Linked DNA regions of Homo sapiens: all the other regions are linked to region 4. Evidence: chromatin contacts called from ENCODE Hi-C or POLR2A ChIA-PET data. All regions are on one chromosome and are shown on one strand. Each heading gives the region's core, a stretch centred on a gene start or an enhancer-like site at or near the end of the contact. The rest is flanking DNA. Distances are from core to core; before and after follow the strand shown. Region 1 overlaps NOX3 (NADPH oxidase 3). Region 2 overlaps TIAM2 (TIAM Rac1 associated GEF 2). Region 3 has its middle 73 kb from the start of NOX3. Region 4 holds the start of ARID1B (AT-rich interaction domain 1B).

Region 1 (3,324 bases), core at 258-2,757, 1.4 Mb before region 4:
CCTGAAACATTATTTAATAGCAGAATGATTCCATAAATTGTGGCCTATCCACACTATGGAATACTCTAAAGACACCAAACAAAATGAAATAGATCATCAGGTATTGACACTGACGGTGCCCGAAGTTATGCTTTAATGAAAAACAAAACAAATTACACTTCCTCTGCCTTCTACACACACACACCCCTATTTATGCATGAATGTGTATAGGTATATGCATATAAATGCATGGAAAAGGAATGGAATGAGACATATTCAACTGTTTAATGGTGAGTTTCTTAGGGAGCAAAGTTGGGGAGGTGTTTAGTTTGGGGAGGGAGGTGAAGGGAGATTTTAAAATGTTTGTGTATTTCATTGGACTCTTTTGCAAGAAGACTGTAGTCACGCAATCTGTGGTTAATAAACCAAGATATTAAACATATTAATACTGGTCACTTCCGCACAGAGCAATGGTGAGGGCTGATGGGGTACTGAGGCCTTTTGAGGCCCTCCGAGGAAAGACAAGAAGCATACATTTCTTTAGGAGAAGCATGAATGGCCCCTCCTAAAGAGGCCAACTGATGGCAGGAATCTTGGTGATTAGTAGAGATGATCAGTTCCAGGAGTAGTCAGAGCTCCAGTGTGAGGGAAAGTGAAAGTAAATAATTTCTCAAAGTAAACAGATTAAATTAAATGCATTTTTCATTCACTAGAAAAGAGAGCAGGCCCTCCTTTGTTTTATTAATATATTTTAGTAGAGTATGGATTTTTTGTCTTTTTTGGCCTCTTTCCCTTGTTCCCACTGGCCCGTGCTGTCTTTTTATTTGAATTATCTGTTTATTATATTAGGTTAAGAACCCAAAGGCCATTTTGCATGGGACACACTATAAATACCCATTATCATGGTTATATATTATGGAGCTGATGAAGGAAGACAATTTATGAAGAAATGAGATTATCTCAGTTCTTGTATAATCTGTTGTATCGTAGTCTGAAGACTACATATGCAGTTAAGAAAACGAACCGCATCTTGCAGTTGGCAGTTGTCTCAGTCCTGACTGCACAGCTGTGATATTAGGGAGAACTAAAATGTGTAAGCCAATCTATTTATGTCAGCAATCCTCCCCCTCCCTCCCCATTCATACACACCTATTTCATTCATCATTTTGACAGTTTGCACAAGCAAACCGTCCTAATTTTTTTTCAAGAGCTCTTTTCACAAATTGAGTGTGATGTAGAATTAATCATACCCGTTAGGCAGGAGGTGGAGGACTTTATTGCTAGAGGGCATTTTTCACCCCCAGCATTCAGCTTCCTCCATATTGCATCACAGAGAATTCTCAACCACCCTCAGCCTTCCCTCATCCCACAGGGGCACAGCGTTCTCAGCTGCCTTCAACTCAGTGAAGTTTGGCTCTTACTTCTGCGTTGAAAATATTTCTTTCATGTATTACAACTTTTTTCCATTTTCATCACAGCAAGCCATCATTATACTTCTTGTTATTTGGCCTTCTTGGGAAATCCCCTCCTGCCCATTCTTCCCCCTCCCCTTCCACTCCCCGCCCCCTCCCAGATCTTTCAAAACAAAAGTACTTAGAAACAAAGATATTTTAAGACATCAGCTTCAAATGGAAAGTACTACTTATGACGCTTCCCACTGAGGAAGTGGCAGGCGCCTTATTGGTTGTGCTCCTGCATTTTACTTAGAAGTTTTCTAGAATAATGCAACAGAGGAGAAGGGTAAAGAAGTTCTAGTTTGCAACGGTGACAATTGAGAAAACTTTGGTGCACATTTTTTCCTATAGACTTGCAACTTGAGTTTTGTGTGTAAAAATGTATGCCTTATGCCAACCAGTGTTTTTACACATGGAGGAAAAAAAAATCCCACCTAATCGCAGTTAACCATTTAAGCTTAAAATTCTGGCTCTCAACGCCTATGCGAGTTGTCCTTTCCTTCCTTATTACAAAAGAGGACAATCTGAAAACTATAGTCCAGACTTAAAATTGTGAAGACACCGTTAGATAAATATGTACTGCTTTGCTCTGTGGCACTTCAAAAATTATATAGACTCTGACAGTTTAGTGGAAGGAGTAGTCTTTATATCTCAAAAGCATGTAGGTAGCCCTGACAAATATTAGTTACATAAGCCTAATAGTAGCTATACTCAAACCAACACAAAGTTGCTTTAAAAGAGAGAAACTTCCTAAACCTGTTCTCATGCCTGCAGACGCTTAAGGAATTGGATCTGAACTGTAATTTTCAGCCCAAACTTTCAATAGCATGAAAACCTCACTTCTTCCATGAAAGAACTTTGAAGCAGAAATCAGAAACACATGCTCAGGTCCTGACTCAGTGGTGAACAAGCTGGGTGACTTTGGACAAATCATCTCCGCTCGAGGTGCAGATACTGACTTTCATGGTCCTATGCAAAGCTAGGAGATTAGGACCTTTAAGTTATTTTATGATTCCACACTTTAGCTTCCTTTCTCCCATATGACATTATTTCTGCCCTTATTTTCACCTGAGTCGTGTCCAAATAGTCCCTCACATTTTTATAAGCGATGAAAACATTGCTTTTATATTTTTTACTCTACTGTTTCTGTTTCTTGGAATAGAGATCAATGTCCCTATTTTATGGTTTTGTGGTGACTGCAGTGCTGAAAGCCTTGAGAAACGCCACAAGCAGAGCCCAGGAATGACAATGGAATGCTGAGAAAGGAGGCAAAATTAAGATTTTGTAGGCTCCTGTATGAATTTTAAAATTTTTGGGGGTTCTTATAAGATTTTTCCTCTATATTCCTAGTAAAATAATTGGAATTTAGTAAAAATCATTGAAGAATTTTTTTGGTTACATAAACAAAACCTTAATACCCTTAAATTTTAAAGAAAATTGTGTACAGAAGCCATTGTTTATTCTTTTTGGACATGTAGACATTTATTCACTCATTGATTTATTCAATATTTTTACTATATATATAGTTATCACATGTTGTATGTGTATATATATATATGTATGAAGATATCCAGAGAAGCTATGTTCAAGGAACTCACAGTCTGTTAGAGAAAATAAGATTATTTCACGAATCTTAATACAGGAAAGATATGTGACATAACAGTAGGGCAGCAAAGGAGTGGTGGAGGTTAAGAGAAGGGGGAGGTGATTGTGAGTCGGGTGTAATGACAATGAGACTTTGCATGTCTCTGAGCAGGACTTGAAATATTAGTTGGATTAGTGAGTGAATGAAAATGAGACACGCTATCCACCACCATCTTCCTGTGAAGCATGAAGTGACTTTTAGTGTCGTGGAAACCATGAAGCAGTGAGCCACCTCTCTGAGTGGGAT
Region 2 (3,262 bases), core at 481-2,980, 1.6 Mb before region 4:
GGATCTTCACATAGATAGTACATTCTATGCTGTGTCTCTCCAGGCGCCGTCAAGGGGAGCCTGAGTAATGTCTCCTCATCCCTAGAATTGCTTCTGACCAAACAAATCCTCAGAATGATTTCTGAATGAAATCCTAGAGCATGAAATCCCAGATGTGCCTATGCCTCTTCCTAGTGCCTTTTTCAAACCCACAACATCCCCATGAAGCTGTGTTATTTAATTTCTCCTCCACCAAATAATTTTTTTTTTTTCAGATGGAGTCTCACTCTGTTGCCCAGGCTGGAGTGCAGTGGCGTGATCTCGGCTCACTGAAACCTCTGCCTCCCAGGTTGAAGCAGTTCTTCTGCCTCAGCCTCCTGAGTAGCTGGGATTACAGGCACCTGCCACCAAGGCTGGCTAATTTTTGTATTTTTAGTAGAGATGGGGTTTCACTATGTTGGCCAGGCTGGTCTTGAACTCCTGACGTCGCGATCCACCCACCTCAGTCTCCCAAAGTGCCGAGATTACAGGCGTGAGCCACTGCACCCAGCCAGTTCTTACTCTGCACTTACCATCTCTTACTGTTAGCCACTCTGTCAAGTGCGTATGTCATGGCTCCCAGGAAAGCTTGTAATCGATATAGTTTATATATGCCCTATTTCTATTAGATGTAGTCATTTAATGGCTGAGGATGACTGATTTGTAATAAAGGCCCATAATTTTAGGGTCCTATCTCTTCCAGCATTATATAACAATGTAAAATTCTTACTTTGAAAGTTAAGAGGCCTGGCATGGTGGCTCGTGCCTGTAATCCCAGAATTTTGGGAGGCTGAGTCAGGTGGATCATTTGAGACTAGCCTGGGCAACATGGTGAAACCCTGTCTCTATCAAAAATGCAAAAAATTATCCGAGTGTAGTGGCTTGCTCCTCGGAGGCTGAGGTGGGAGGATTGCTTGAGCCTGGGAGGCAGAGGTTGCAGTGAGCCAAGATCGCACCACTGCACTCTGACCTGGGTGGCAGAGTAAGACCCCATCCCTGAAAAAAGAAAGTTATGAAACTATAGCATCAGTACACTTCCTATTAACAGAGTTTATGTTGGACTTTGAAAATAAATTTTGCTGATGTAGCCACTTACAGTGAGAATTTAAGCTTAGTGCTTAAGATGGGCTCAAATCAACAGGTCCCATCGATGCTCTAAGGAGTGAGAAGAAACTATGATTTCTGCATTTGTTTTACTCCTATTTGTTTTAGCTAAGCATTACTTGTGATGTAGGGATACTGAAGAAATTCCTTTCATTTATAGGACAATTTTAATGCAGCCTCTGTAATTTCTGTGCTATCGTACCCAGATAACTAGATTCAGATAGAATGGCAGATAGAACTAAGGGTGTAATTTGTTTTTTTATATCTCTGGGACTTAAAATTCTGCCTGAGCTGGCTAAATAATTAATATTTCATTTTGCTACTTTTCATCTGCTAATCATTCTTGGAGAATACTTGTAACCTGCACAAACCTATTTTTATACAATAAGTACATTACGCCCATTTCTATAACACAGAAAGGCTGTTGTGAGGGAGGGGCCGTGTGCATTTTAAACTATTTCACTCTAATTGATGCATCATATAACAGCCCAACAGTGAGTCACCCTAATTCAAAATCTGTTAAGTCTGGAATAAAGCCAGTCTTACTTGAACATTTTTTTAGAGGACACTTTGGCTTGCCAAAAATGAAAGCTTTTCATAACGAACGTCTGGATGAGTAATAGTGAGTCTTACACGGCCTTTGAAGGGAGGTGTTTGTCATGGAGATTGTGACAACAAAGTCCCCACTAAGGCTCAGATGGCGGCAACCCCAGAAGCTTCATTGCAGAAATTGTGACAGCCCCTGGGCCTTGGCCCCTTCTTCTGGAAAATTGGCTTGGGGTATTCCAACTTTCTGTGGCAGTGAGTGAATGCAGTATTGTCATCTTAGTCATGAGCTGTAAACTGAAAAAAAAACCTAAAAAACCCCAAAAAACCCCAAAACCAAAACAAACCCCCTAATATTGTTTTCTTAAATGGAAAATATGAATGAAACAGCTTACTCTTCACCACAGTATGGTAATCTGTTTAGAGAGAATATTAATACACAACCCTACATAGCATATATATATGCATACAGCTAGCGAGCTAGCTAGATCCATCTTTGTTTTTCTTTCATATCAACCGATGTGTGGGCCTCAGTCCAAGAAGGAAATAAACACTTTCTCTTCTATGACATTTTACTGTTGTTAAGAAAACTGGGAGCGTGCAACTCCCTTTTGTGTTTTCTCCTCATCTCCCTTGCAAATAGACTTTCCTTTTATCAGCCACTGTGGTGGTTTGGGCCCATTTGTGACAGCCAGATTGTGATTTTGCTACTCACTTCCCTTCAGTGATCCAAGTAGTAATTACAAGCCATTTGATCCAAAAGCATCTGCTGTGAGAACACACGGAGTTTCAATTTTTTCTCCTTGCTGCATACTGAGCATAAGTAATTTGACATGTGGTTTCAGGACCATTGATGTAATAATAATAATAATAAATACTTCTGTGGAATGCCCTCCAAGGAGAGCTAAAGTGATTTGCAGACGTTCACTAGTCAGTCTGGAGTGACTGTGGCTGCAGCCCAGTGATGTTCCCGTGTCGTGATGGCCAGTTGGAGCTGACTGCAAGGTGATCTGAGCAGCAGTGGCCAGAACAGTGGCCCAGGGCTTTGGAACAAAGGATGATTCTCAGGAAGTTCTTTATAGTGGCCATCGCTGAAATGCAGTAGCTACTCCCAGTACAGTATAATGCCCTGATCCAGCCTCAGCTTCCAAAAAAAATCTTTACAATTTATGTCTTTCAAATGCAATTCCTCCCATCAGTCTCCTAACCACCCCACGAGGCTGGCGTTTTTAACCTCTTTTGAAGGTGAAGGAACAGAAGTGCAGAGGCACTAGATAACAGCCCCTAACAAGGCTGAGATTTGACCTGGATTGCCTTGCTATTATTGTATTTTTTCTGTCTCCATTTGCATTCTCAGGACCAGGAAACCTTGAAGAGGCTAGTTGGAAATATATATATATATATATATATATATATATATATATATATATATATTTTTTTTTTTTTTTTTTTTTTTTTTCTTTGATGGGAGGAAGTAGAGTAGGAGGCGTGGTAGGTGCGTAACAGTCCTGGCAAAGGTAGCCAACCGTGGAATTCTGGGTGGTTAAAAAGGTTAATTTAACATAGCAGCATCTTTGACATGGGTAACCTGGAA
Region 3 (3,160 bases), core at 391-2,890, 1.2 Mb before region 4:
TATGAGGCATTTAAGATAGTCAAAAGCATAGAAAGAAAGTAAAATGGTGGTTGCCAAGGGTTGAGGGAAAAGGTGTTTAATGGGTAAAGTTTCAGTTTTGCAAGATGAAAAGTGCTACAGATATATTGCACAACAATGGGAATGTACTTAAGACCACAGAACTATACACTTAAATGGTTAAGATGGTAAATGTAATCGCATGTGCTTTTTACCGCGATAAAAAATATTCAAGGAAGAAAGGTTATCTACTGATTAGTACCTAATCACCATTGCCACTTGAAAATCCAAGACAAGAATTAGCAATATATTTTTATCTTAGTTGACAGTAGGATCTTGGATAATTAATATTTGTTGGTGGTTTATTTTTAGGGACAAGAAACATCATTATAGATGCTTCTCCTGTATCATCTCTCTTTCAAACAACTGATATTTGATGGTGTATCTAAATTCATTCCTTTTGGTATGATATGGCTTTCTTTTGGCATTGGTGGTATTTTAATGGGCAAAATAAGTAATAAGGCACTTGTTATTTAAAAATTAGAAGTGAGCATTCTAGTCATCCATTTCTTCAAATTTTCTAAGCTCTACCCTTCTTCCAAGTTAGGTCACCCAAATGCTATATGCCTGGAGAATATTAGTGTTTCCCTTTCTGTAGAAGTGGTTCGACAAATTCCCAATACATTAACATGTTTTTGACCTTTATCCAGGGTCAATCTAAGAAATGGCTTTATGAAGAATACCTCTCTATCATTTGTAAAATTGCTATTAAACACAATGTTAATTTATGTTTCTTATAAAACACACTTGCATTCAATCTCTCTGATTTTTTTTATTTTTTATTTTTTAGTTTGGGAATGTTTGTCTATTTTTCTTATGTGACTATATTCTTCATTTATTATAAAATGAGAATGATATCACCCATTCTGTTTTCTCTTTACCTAGCCTCTAGGAAATCCAGAGTCTATGTTTATATGAAATTTAATAATTATTTAGCCCAGATTTCTGGCATCATTACCAACATCATCACTATTAAGCATTACATCATTGCTTTGTATTTCTTTGTGAATGAACTTTAATCCTGTTACGGATTTAACTGTAATTTCTGAGCTTGTATTCCTTATCAAACAGCAGGGAAGTCTCCCAATTTGTCATTGGAAGGCTTTTCACTTCTGTGCTATTACCTATTGAAGCATTTCTCAAATGTTTAAAAACTGTCCCTAAAGGCAGAAAGAATGAATGAAAATCCTGAAGGGGTTTGGGAGTGTATCTCAAGTAGCTCAGTGCTGGCATAATATTTCTTTGTATTTTATGTTTTATCTCCTCCAAAAACACATCTGCATTTTTTAGAGATAAAAAGATAATTTTTAAATCACTTATCAGTCAACATACTTACCTTTTCCTTTTTAAATCTTTGAGTAAAATTAATACTCAAGGTAGATGTACTATTTTTATCTTGTGACTTTGAAACCCCTTTGATTCCTGACACTAAATGTAACACAAGAGAGACATTGAGAGCTGAAAGTAAACCTGCAAATAACCTTTCCCAATCCCTTCATTTCCTGTGTAATGAAACTTGGGTACAGAAAAGTTCAACCAAGATCTCCCAGAATAGATTTTGTTTCTGGTCTCCTGGGCCAAAGGACTTCCTGTTACATCACATGCCTCATTCTATGGCCTTGCAGCCTAATGAATCATACAAGAAGGCAGGATCAGATGATCTGCAGCTCCCTTTCCAGCCCTACTATTTTGTTTTTGTGCTTCTGAAAGCCATGACTACACTGAGCTCAATAATATAAGTGGAGTTAAAAATAATTAAAGACGTCAATAGCTGTCATGAAGATGCCCAATATTGTGTAAAGTAGTTTGCATCCTAAACACACGACTCACATGAGAATATTTTGAAGGATGCAGCAATGCTCCTAGAACACTCTGTACACAGAGGTGGGTGAAAGTTTGCATTTAAATTTCAACGTTCTGTTCACCTCTATTTTTATATCAGAATGTAAATGTCACAAAGACAGATATCATCAACAGGGGGATATTGTTTGTACGTATCAGTTTCTGGATATAGATTCAGGTCCCTGAGTTATTATTCTTTAGTTAGTGCTGTCCAATAGAGCTTTCTGGGGTCATGAAATGTTTAATATCTGCTCTGTACAGTATGGTGGCCACGAGCCTCATGCGGCTATTGAACACATGAAATGTGGCTAGTGCAACCAAAGATCTGAATTTTATTATTTATTTATTTATTTTTATTTACTTATTATTATTATTATTTTTTGAGGTGGAGTCTTGTCTTGCTCTGTTACCCAGGATGGAGTGCAGTGGCACGATCTCGGCTCACTGAAACCTCCGCTTCCTGGGTTCAAGTGATTCTCCTGCCTCAGCCTCCCAAGTAGCTGGGACCACAGGCGCCTGCCACCTCACCCAGCTAATTTTTGTATTTTTAATAGAGACAGGGTTTCATCATGTTGACCCGGCTGGTCTCCAACTCCTGACCTCAAGTGATCCACCCGCCTAGGCCTCCCAAAGCGCTGGGATTACAGGATGAGCCACTGCACCTGGCCTGAAGATCTGAATCTTAAAAGTTAAGTGTAATAAATGTAAATAGCACATATGGCTTCTGGTGACTGTATTGGACAGTGCAGCCTCTGGGTCTTATAAAAGAGGAGAGATATAGAATTGGAGGAATGAGGTGATCAACTTTCAAAACACAGATACGAAGAACAGGCAAGTCATTTTCTTTTACTTCAAGTCTTTCCAAAGATATCAAATTAATCATTGTTAATCATATTAAGAAATATCTCAGGAGAGGAAAAATATTTATCTTTTTCTTAAAAAAAAGACAATTTAGTGACAGTCATAAAATTAACTGCTTTAAAACGGGGGAAAAAAGTGAACACTAATGCCATCTTGTGGATTCTGGATGCTGGGACATGCTCAGGTTTTGTGAACGTGTGTTCAGTGACAAGCCATGAAGTCCAGAGAGTAGTCACATTTGCCTTTCAGTTATATATTTTGAATGTGTTTGCATGAATTATAGCCAGAGGGCTTCAAAGAATATCCACACATTAAAAATCAATCTTGAAAAAATAAATAATCTTTTATTCTTGATTGACTTGAATGGCTGATAAAGGATGGGCAACTATCTGAATTCAGT
Region 4 (3,357 bases), core at 101-2,600:
CAAACAAATAACCACTGCTGCAGTGGAAATGAACTAAAATAGTTTTTATGGAAAGCTGAAGAATGAAATAATTTTGGAAAACTATACTCTACCAAAACCGTAAGTATTGTTTCTGCCAGGTTTTAAATGCTTTCTCTCAATGAAAACTGAGTCCACACTAGTACAAGTGGGTCATTGCCTAAGGTTAAGAAGTCTTGCTTTTTAAAATGTTACTAGGGGACAATGCACATATTGAAAACATTAATAACAATGCAAATATTAAAAACATTATAAAATGTTAATAGACACCAATTTTTAAGAGAACAAAGTATGGAACATTTCTACATTAGGACTAGAGTTGACTGTTTTATATTATTATTGAAGTTATATTTATTAAATATAATGTCTATAATATTTTAGTTTCGTTCCACATCTCTTTGAAATGAATGTATATCGAGAGGGTTAACTGTGCACACGAAGCTCTGAAACATGATGAAAGGTGTCATATAGATTTATGAAGATACGAGCTAACCCATAGCTGTCGCTGTTCTGGCACCAAGAGTTAAATGTTCATGTGAAAGTTGGCGCAGAAAACACCACTGTACATACTCCACAGAGGACATCCAAGTGCATGTAAGAAAAATGCTCCTTTGGGAATACGTGGACATATTCCTTTGGAAATACACTGACAAACCTACATACGTGTTTAAGGTGCCTTCAAAAAGAGTTATGTAAACATTCTCTTTGGGGCGGGTGCAGTCAGTCATAAGCATTTATTGAGTACCTACTGGGTACAGGCCATAGGGCTCTCTGACCGGGGCTAACCTTCATTTCAAATCTTTCCTAATTTTGCAGTTGGAAGAAGTTGTGGGAATTACGCCGATGGCCCGAAATCAAGGCAGAGGCGAACGTTCTGAAAATTACATAACTCCTGGGAGAGACCGTGCTTTTGCAGATTGCCTAAATATTTTCTTTCTCCGTCGGCTCCTTGTAACCTCTGAGGCCAATAGACAACTTTGTTTCCCAGCCCTTCTCCCTCTTTTGTCTGCTCGTCAGACTCGTTTTCCACCTTTGTATCGTTCCTTTTAGACGTGAAAACAAACATGCGAACGCCCGGTTGGCAAGGAGACAGCGGCCCGGGGGGAAAGTGCAGGTTCCGGCCGCCCCACGCCGCCGCGCTCCGAGCGGCCGCCGAGCCGCCCCGGCCCCGGCCCCGGCCCCAGCCTTAGCCCAAGCCCGGCTGGGTCCCGCGAGGCTGCGCCGGGGCGGGCGGCGGCGGCCCGGGGACGAGTCCAGTCCGCGTTTTGCGAGTGCGCGGGAGTAATGCGAGCGAAGTGGATAATAGTTGCTCGAGCTCGCCCGCTGCCTCTCAAGCCATGCTGGGCCCGATAGGCTCAGCTAGTCGTGTATTTACCCATATCCGGGCTAGAGAGGAAAAGAGAAAAGTTTCATTTAAACCTGAACTAAAAACTTTCACCATGAAAGCACACAGCAGGAGCAGGCCCAGAGCGTAAGGCGTGCCCGGCCCGGCGCTCCGGCGGGGCCTGCGGAGGGGGAGGGGGTCGCGGCTTCCCGGCGGGCCGCGTGGATGCGCACAGGAGGGGCCGCGGCCTGAAAAGTGGGGGTTATTGTCTCCCCCCGCCCCCCGCCCGGCCTCGCCACGCCGCGGCGATCATGGCCGCGCGGGCAGCAGCGGCGGCGGCGGCGGCGGCGGCGCGGGCGCGGGCGCGGGCAGGCAGCGGCGAACGGCGGGCGCCCCCCGGGCCGCGGCCGGCGCCCGGAGCCCGGGACCTGGAGGCGGGGGCGCGCGGCGCGGCGGCGGCGGCGGCGGCACCGGGACCCATGCTGGGGGGCGGCGGCGACGGCGGCGGCGGCCTGAACAGTGTGCACCACCACCCCCTGCTCCCCCGTCACGAACTCAACATGGCCCATAACGCGGGCGCCGCGGCCGCCGCCGGCACCCACAGCGCCAAGAGCGGCGGCTCCGAGGCGGCTCTCAAGGAGGGTGGAAGCGCCGCCGCGCTGTCCTCCTCCTCCTCCTCCTCCGCGGCGGCAGCGGCGGCATCCTCTTCCTCCTCGTCGGGCCCGGGCTCGGCCATGGAGACGGGGCTGCTCCCCAACCACAAACTGAAAACCGTTGGCGAAGCCCCCGCCGCGCCGCCCCACCAGCAGCACCACCACCACCACCATGCCCACCACCACCACCACCATGCCCACCACCTCCACCACCACCACGCACTACAGCAGCAGCTAAACCAGTTCCAGCAGCAGCAGCAGCAGCAGCAACAGCAGCAGCAGCAGCAGCAGCAACAGCAACATCCCATTTCCAACAACAACAGCTTGGGCGGCGCGGGCGGCGGCGCGCCTCAGCCCGGCCCCGACATGGAGCAGCCGCAACATGGAGGCGCCAAGGACAGTGCTGCGGGCGGCCAGGCCGACCCCCCGGGCCCGCCGCTGCTGAGCAAGCCGGGCGACGAGGACGACGCGCCGCCCAAGATGGGGGAGCCGGCGGGCGGCCGCTACGAGCACCCGGGCTTGGGCGCCCTGGGCACGCAGCAGCCGCCGGTCGCCGTGCCCGGGGGCGGCGGCGGCCCGGCGGCCGTCCCGGAGTTTAATAATTACTATGGCAGCGCTGCCCCTGCGAGCGGCGGCCCCGGCGGCCGCGCTGGGCCTTGCTTTGATCAACATGGCGGACAACAAAGCCCCGGGATGGGGATGATGCACTCCGCCTCCGCCGCCGCCGCCGGGGCCCCCGGCAGCATGGACCCCCTGCAGAACTCCCACGAAGGGTACCCCAACAGCCAGTGCAACCATTATCCGGGCTACAGCCGGCCCGGCGCGGGCGGCGGCGGCGGCGGCGGCGGCGGAGGAGGAGGAGGCAGCGGAGGAGGAGGAGGAGGAGGAGGAGCAGGAGCAGGAGGAGCAGGAGCGGGAGCTGTGGCGGCGGCGGCCGCGGCGGCGGCGGCAGCAGCAGGAGGCGGCGGCGGCGGCGGCTATGGGGGCTCGTCCGCGGGGTACGGGGTGCTGAGCTCCCCCCGGCAGCAGGGCGGCGGCATGATGATGGGCCCCGGGGGCGGCGGGGCCGCGAGCCTCAGCAAGGCGGCCGCCGGCTCGGCGGCGGGGGGCTTCCAGCGCTTCGCCGGCCAGAACCAGCACCCGTCGGGGGCCACCCCGACCCTCAATCAGCTGCTCACCTCGCCCAGCCCCATGATGCGGAGCTACGGCGGCAGCTACCCCGAGTACAGCAGCCCCAGCGCGCCGCCGCCGCCGCCGTCGCAGCCCCAGTCCCAGGCGGCGGCGGCGGGGGCGGCGGCGGGCGGCCAGCAGGCGGCCGCGGGCATGGGCTTGGGCAAGGACATGGGCGCCCAGTACGCCGCT

The links. Hi-C counts contacts between places; a loop is a spot of excess contacts on that map. ChIA-PET counts read pairs that join two places held with the same protein, here RNA polymerase II (POLR2A). Pooled maps may share reads with other maps.
Region 1: a map of naive thymus-derived CD4-positive, alpha-beta T cell shows a loop between it and region 4 (12-fold over the local background). The contact joins the enhancer-like site here to the promoter of ARID1B in region 4. A Hi-C loop is called at or near these places in 2 of 168 maps with a recorded cell type or tissue (both naive thymus-derived CD4-positive, alpha-beta T cell) and 10 of 50 pooled maps. POLR2A ChIA-PET finds 5 or more read pairs at or near these places in 1 of 52 experiments (HEK293T).
Region 2: a map of naive thymus-derived CD4-positive, alpha-beta T cell shows a loop between it and region 4 (12-fold over the local background). The contact joins the enhancer-like site here to the promoter of ARID1B in region 4. A Hi-C loop is called at or near these places in 1 of 168 maps with a recorded cell type or tissue (naive thymus-derived CD4-positive, alpha-beta T cell) and 6 of 50 pooled maps. POLR2A ChIA-PET finds 5 or more read pairs at or near these places in 1 of 52 experiments (PC-9).
Region 3: a loop to region 4 is called in a map of endothelial cell of umbilical vein, with 6 times the contacts of the local background. The contact joins the enhancer-like site here to the promoter of ARID1B in region 4. A Hi-C loop is called at or near these places in 2 of 168 maps with a recorded cell type or tissue (chondrocyte and endothelial cell of umbilical vein) and 3 of 50 pooled maps. POLR2A ChIA-PET finds 5 or more read pairs at or near these places in 2 of 52 experiments (B cell and MCF 10A).

What each region holds. Positions count from the first base shown.
Region 1 is chr6:155,417,049-155,420,372 of GRCh38, forward strand. The region is part of intron 10 of NOX3 (NADPH oxidase 3); the gene reads right to left. Among named protein-coding and RNA genes, the nearest start is that of NOX3, 37 kb to the right of the region's middle. RefSeq lists enhancers at 1,254-1,403, 1,504-1,563. Within about 2 kb of position 1,508, at least 9 of the 41 ENCODE cell types and tissues checked have a DNase peak (open chromatin) inside an H3K27ac peak, as active enhancers do.
Region 2 is chr6:155,169,586-155,172,847 of GRCh38, forward strand. The region is part of intron 9 of TIAM2 (TIAM Rac1 associated GEF 2); the gene reads left to right. Among named protein-coding and RNA genes, the nearest start is that of CLDN20, 93 kb to the right of the region's middle. RefSeq lists enhancers at 1,662-1,721, 1,762-2,181, 2,212-2,271. Within about 2 kb of position 1,731, at least 18 of the 41 ENCODE cell types and tissues checked have a DNase peak (open chromatin) inside an H3K27ac peak, as active enhancers do.
Region 3 is chr6:155,527,516-155,530,675 of GRCh38, forward strand. No RefSeq gene overlaps it. Among named protein-coding and RNA genes, the nearest start is that of NOX3, 73 kb to the left of the region's middle. Within about 2 kb of position 1,641, at least 7 of the 41 ENCODE cell types and tissues checked have a DNase peak (open chromatin) inside an H3K27ac peak, as active enhancers do; they include endothelial cell of umbilical vein, where a contact is called at or near this core.
Region 4 is chr6:156,776,028-156,779,384 of GRCh38, forward strand. It overlaps ARID1B (AT-rich interaction domain 1B), which reads left to right and starts at 1,351. Exons shown (of 20, transcript NM_001374828.1): 1 at 1,351-3,357. The coding sequence starts at 1,654. LOC115308161 (a long non-coding RNA gene) reads right to left here and starts at 2,491. Exons shown (of 2, transcript NR_163974.1): 1 at 2,219-2,491; 2 at 333-1,404. RefSeq lists silencers at 1,075-1,424, 1,445-1,684, 1,835-1,984, 2,055-2,124, 2,375-2,604 and 2 more and an enhancer at 2,568-3,103.